Regions from separate parts of the Homo sapiens genome. Here region 1 is linked to region 2. A link is an interaction called in ENCODE POLR2A ChIA-PET data of the cell type or tissue named here. Cell type or tissue: B cell. All regions are shown on one strand. Links, peaks and the distances in the headings refer to the core of each region. The heading gives the core; the rest is flanking DNA.

Evidence for each region. Peaks named below come from ENCODE experiments on the same cell type or tissue, not always from the same donor. Only the 100,000 strongest peaks of a DNase experiment are listed, where the experiment ranks them.
Region 1: POLR2A ChIA-PET joins it to region 2 with 6 read pairs; 2 of 35 experiments call an interaction of 5 or more read pairs at or near these places.

The regions. Positions count from the first base shown.
Region 1 is chr3:70,955,632-70,958,548 of GRCh38, forward strand. It overlaps FOXP1 (forkhead box P1), which reads right to left. Exons shown (of 21, transcript NM_001349338.3): 21 at 1-2,917. Among named protein-coding and RNA genes, the nearest start is that of FOXP1-AS1, 330 kb to the right of the region's middle. In B cell, for the core only: no CTCF peak of the experiment used is centred there; no DNase peak of the experiment used is centred there.
Region 2 is chr3:71,189,461-71,192,377 of GRCh38, forward strand. All of the region lies in intron 6 of FOXP1 (forkhead box P1), which reads right to left. Among named protein-coding and RNA genes, the nearest start is that of FOXP1-AS1, 99 kb to the right of the region's middle. In B cell, for the core only: no CTCF peak of the experiment used is centred there; no DNase peak of the experiment used is centred there; H3K27ac peaks cover 1,191 bases.

The DNA.
Region 1 (2,917 bases), core at 216-2,715, 230 kb before region 2:
CACTGATAAACTTGGAAAAGTGTGACCCTGGAATTTCATCATGCAAAATATTTACTGCAGCAGGAGAAAACATTTTTTAAACAACATTTTTTTTTCTTTTCAAATGTATGAACTTGTTTAAGATAGCCAGGAAGGCAGTGGTAGGATAAACACAAGGGATAGGAATGTATCAAAAAACAGATTAACACACACGCACGCGCGCACACACACACACACACACACACAAAACCTGTACAAAATGCTCCAATCAATGAGAACAGAAAAAAGAAATCTTCAACTATGTTACAGTTTAAAAGCAGAAAAAAAAAGTTAGGGAGTTTCTCCCTCCCACATGTCAGGAAATGTCATCCAATATTCTTAAAGCAAGGATAACTAAATAAAATACATGTGCAGCATATTCTGCAATTCCGTTACATACAGTAGTTTTTTTTCCAAAGCTATTTTTTTTTAGTATCGTTAATATAAAGCAGTTGCACAAAAAGCAAAGGTGTTTTGACAAACAGGTGTATGCATTTATTCCTTTTTAGGAACAATATCTAAAAAAAGAACCGCCCTCTGCCCTCCCCCAAAAAAGACAAAGATTCACACAGACACATCGGGATATATGTACAACGTAATAAACCCCATCCTAAAGAAGCAACTGGGATAACCCCCAGGGGATACAGAATCAGAATTGTAAAAATCATAGTGAAGTTTGCTTGCTGTAAAGCCTGAGAATTTTTTTTTCAGTTGGTTCTTCTGCAAGGCTGTGATACCTGCAAAGATATGTAAAATCTAATTTTTCTTTTTTTTTTTTTTTTGCTACAGTCTTTAGACTAAGCATGCAAGACATACGACTAAGTGCAACTGAGTGAAATGTTTTTTTTTTAAATTTTAATCATTCCCTAAAGGTTTGAACTGAGGTATGCGTACTAACAGTTTCTCATGCTGTTATCTTTACTCATGTCTAGCTACACATGCTGAGAATGAACTAATCTACCAGATTTTTATCCTCTTTTGAATACCAAACTAACCAGCAACCACTCAGTTTAGAAGCACAGGGCCCCCTTCCCATGACCCTGTCTGGCTACTGCCTGCACATCATGAAGCTGCCTGGAAAAGTTTTTTTTTTTTTTTTTTTTTTTTTTTTTTTTTTTTTTTTTAAAGTCTTGCGTGACCACAGACTGCCCTTTATACAGAAAGCAGAGTGAAGCTTCAAAAGTAACTGCCAGAGAAGTTTTTGTACCAAGCTTATGAGTGGATGGGAGTGTTACTTTTCTTTAAATGAAAAATGCTGACCAAAGCCTAATCGGAAAAAAAGGAAAAATTAAAAATAAAAACAAACTGAAGGATATATGCCAAGATAAACCAAAATTAATACAGTGATCACAGCACAGTTCTTAAACAAAAGTGGCATACAATCTAAAAATATCTCTTTTTCTAGAAATACTATTATGTAATCTAGTTCAATTATGGAAGCTTTTCTGTCCTGACTCTAAACTGTCTCCTTTATTGGATACTCTAATTGCAGTGGCATACATTCATTTTTTTTTTGAGATGGGACTCCCTTCCTTCTGTAGCTCCTTTAATATTGTGTCCTATTTTTATCTGCAGTAGCCCCATAAAATCTCTTTAAGAGAATGAGTTTTGGTCTCTGTAGAGGTACACAAAAAGAAAAAGGAAAAATAACTACTAGAAAAAAGTAACAACTTTGGTTCCATTATCTACTTGGTCTTCTAAATTTACGATGAAGGAGCAGTTCTCTTTCTCAGGTTGCAATAGCCTATCGCTTGTCATTTGCCTCTAAATTCTTTTGCCTCCTTTGATCAACAATAAGAGGATATTTGGCTTCATCAGATAAAGCATAAAACAGAGAACATAATTTACCTTTGTGTAATATCTTTGGTAATTTTAGAAAAAAGGTACAAAGAAAGAATATAAATTAAGCTTCGAAAGGCTCTCGAACTAAAAAAAACTACAGTCCTATATAAATAAATGACAGGAAAGTGGGTGCAGAGCTGAAGTGTGGAGGGGTTCTAAGGACTGAGGTTGTACTGACCTGTAACCATCACATTTCTGCATACCATGTTTGGGACCCCCCCAAAGCCCAGGGCCTACATGATATCTTCTATGAGTTTTTGTGATACTGGGTTGGTGATATAATATTGCATAACAAACTGCAGTACCAAATTTGCATATTTGAAATTAACACTTTAGCATTTGCTGAACTCAGCCCTCGTTAACTCCCTTAACAAGTTCAATCTGAAATCGAATTTGCATTCAAACAGTTTAATGCCACCAAGTAGGTCTGAACTAATGTATAAACTCAGCGCCGCCGCCGCCACCCCTACTTTCAGGGCAGCTGCTCGGGGAAGCCGGTTTTTTTTTTTGGCCATTTTGCAAACAAAACCAACCCACACCCGTTATCGCAGAGCACCCAAGGCCCATGGCAACTTGGTTCCACAAGGGAGAGCCTTCCAAGGCCATATTGTCAGTCTAATTAATATGAGCTTTTTTTTTTTTTTCAGTGCTGCCTATGTTTCCTTGTGCTGGTAGAATGTGGTGGCATTTATTAATGGTTGCTGCAAAAAAAAAAAAAGAAAAGAAAAGAAAAAAAGAAAATCCGAAACACCCCTCCCCCGAACCACCCCCAATACTGCTGCGTGGAATGAATCGGCATTGTTCCTAGAGTTTGTCTCTCTTTTTTTTTTCTGTCATTCATTCTCTTTCTGGCAGGACGTCACGTCTGTGTGAGAGGGCCTTCATGTGTAGAGTGCAGCATTTGGGACCTTTTTGAAAAAGACCAAAACGGAATGTTTTCTGACTTTAGAGAAACGTGGTGATGTCTGAAGGAAGATGGAATGAGTGACAGAAAGCTACAAACGAGAAATGACATTCAGCTTTGTATAATAAAAACACCTATTAACATTCATCACAA
Region 2 (2,917 bases), core at 264-2,763:
ACACAGAATGTCTTTCTGTAGAAGTCTTTTTAAAAAATGACTTTTTCAAAATAAGCCCATCCTTTATTATAAGTTCTTAACCTCCTAGTGGCAGCTAAGAAAGGAGTTCAGGTTCTTCCCCATGCCTCTCTCTTTCTGTTTCATTGGTGCCCCCATTTTGCCAGTCATTAAGATGGAACATCCTGACTCATCATTGGTAACTCCCACTCCTTGGTATTTGCATACCTCATAATTCAAAAGGTCCTGTTTTTCCCAACACTCCCCTCAACAATCTCTTCTTATCCAGTCCTTCCTTTCTCTTTCTGTGTCACTCATTCATAAATAGTCTGTCACAGAACTGCCCTACATCAGGTACTGTGCTGTGTGCTGTGGAAGTACCAGGTAATGAGGAAGGTGATCCCGGCCCCCATTCCCTGATGGAACCTAGACTTCACTAAGGGATTCAGATGGAGGAGGAGATGTTCAAGAAGCCAGGAGGGATCAACAACAGGGTGCCCTCAATTCACTGGGGCCACGTTAGTGGCCGATTACTAAATGTCAGACCAACTGCAGTAGCGCTGTCATGGCCACTCATCTCTCCGGGATTTCTTCCCTTCCAAGCCAGCTAGGTTCAACCTTCTCATTTACTTTTAATACACCACCTCTTATATGATCTTTCTTCTCTACTTAGAACCCTCCCATAAGCCGAACCCAATCTGCCTTTTCACCATCTTCCCATCTTCCTACTGCCTCCATAGTTATTCTTCGGGATCTAGCTAAGTAAACTCTAAGTTATTCTCCCATGTTTTCCTAGCACCTAACATATCAGTTCCCCCTCCACCCCCATTTTCTTCCACATACGGAGGCTCAATAAATAATAGTTAAATGAGGCTGGGTGTGGTGGCACATGTCTGTAATCCTGGCACTTTGGGAGGCTGAGGCAGGAGGATCGCTTGAGCCCAGGAGTTCAAGACCAGCCTAGGCAATATAGTGAGACCCATATCTCTACAGGAAAACAAAAAGAAAAACAACAACAAAAAAAAAACAGCTGGCCTGCCGTCCCAGCAACTCAGAAGCCTGATGGTGGGAGAATCGCTTGAGCCCGGGGAGGTAAAGCCTTCAGTAAGCCATGTAAGCCATGATCGCAACCCTGTACTCTCTGTACTCTAACCTGGGTGACCGAGCTAGACCCCATCTCCAAAAAAAAAAAAAAAAAAAAAAAGAAAAAGTTAAATGAAAATATGCAAATGATCAAAGAAATAAATTGCAGCTGTTTTCTAGTGGAGCTCACTTATGAGCCCACTTGCAACAAAGCTGAGACAAGGTCAGTATGGGAAACTCTTCATGACATTTTCTTGTCGGCAGGGGAGGGGAGATAATGTGGCTCTATTTTTATGAATCAAATCAAACACAGTATTTAGCAAAGGGTCTCTGGAATGTTACAAGTAACACTTCATAATTACAATAGATTTGAGTTCAAAGACAAAGTGATGAAAAGAAACTTTCTAACATGGGGTTCAATTCCCTACATAAACTTCCTTCTTGTGGCTCAGTGTACCACTGGCATTTATATTGCTATTCTTCTTTGTCATAAAAGCAGTCACCTTGTAACCCTTTTTATCAAGTAATCTATGCACTACCTAAAAGTACACTAGACTCCATCAGGCGAGCTATAGGTTTACATTATATAAACATTCCAATTCTGCCTGCTCAGCACTAGTTGTTGATAAACGCAAGCCATTGCAAAACAGCAAAGTAGGTTCCTTGCCTTCAGAGAGCAGATAGGACCTGCCAGTTCTGCAAAAACAAACTCTTGGCAATCACTGAAACTAATCTGTCAACAAATTACCATTAAAGTCATACCTCCTGAAAGTTCAAAAACAGACTTGTGAGTAGACAAGAGATAGGGCGTTCTTTTTTTATGATTATTTTTATTAGCTCACCGGTCAGGGCTTAAAATTATCTTTTCAAAGTGGCAAAGCTTTCTCTTGAAGTCAAGAGGGTACACTTCACTCATAATGAAATGTGGCACCTGGCTTTCTATTACCACATTCTCCTCTGTTACAGGTCTTTTTTCTTCTTTTGCTTCTTGTGCCATTTTAATTTTCAATGGAGAGATTAATGACACATAACTGTTTAGTAATCAAAACTTGAAAGAATTTCATACAAGGCTCAAATCACAAGTTACATAAATCTTTGACAACAATATTTTGATGGAAGGCAGGTCTAAACTAACAGAGTAGAGAACTAAATTTAGCATTCAGGGTGAAATATGCCTTTTCTAGAAACAGCCCCAAAGGGAATTAAGAACATGTTGGGGGGTCAGTGTTGTGGCTGCTTTTTCTTTATTTGTCAGAATTATCTGAATCCTGTCTCAGTTTTGTTTCAATTTGTTTGTACGGTTATCACTAACATTTTGGTGGCATTGATTCCTACACAAAATATTTTTGACCATCAATACTTTTCACGTTATTTGAACTATGCAAGGTCTTCAATAAAAGTGTATCTCAGCATAGCAATTCCTTTAAAATTACAGCTGGGTTTTTACCTACTAGCAAGGGAAGGTGCTAGCCCCCAGCACAGTACCTGGCCCCATGAAAGCATTCAATAAATACTAATAATACCTTCTTCTATGCCCCCTTTCTGGAAGTTCCCCTTCTAGGACACAGAGGTGCTGATCAGCTTTTCCCTGTCAGCATCAAGAGACCCTCCTTTCAGACACAGTCAGTCTCCAGCAGCTACAACGGGAAAGGCCAATTGAGGGCATTTCTAACAAAGTTCATAAGCCACCTTTTTCAAAGAAAAAAGTGGTAGAATGGTACGGCCAATCCAGCCATTGCTACCCAGTCTTTACACCTATAGATCCATACCATATAACCTGCGTCATTTCCCATAAGGTATGAAACAAGGCCAGGAATGGCCTCTGGAATTTTAATAT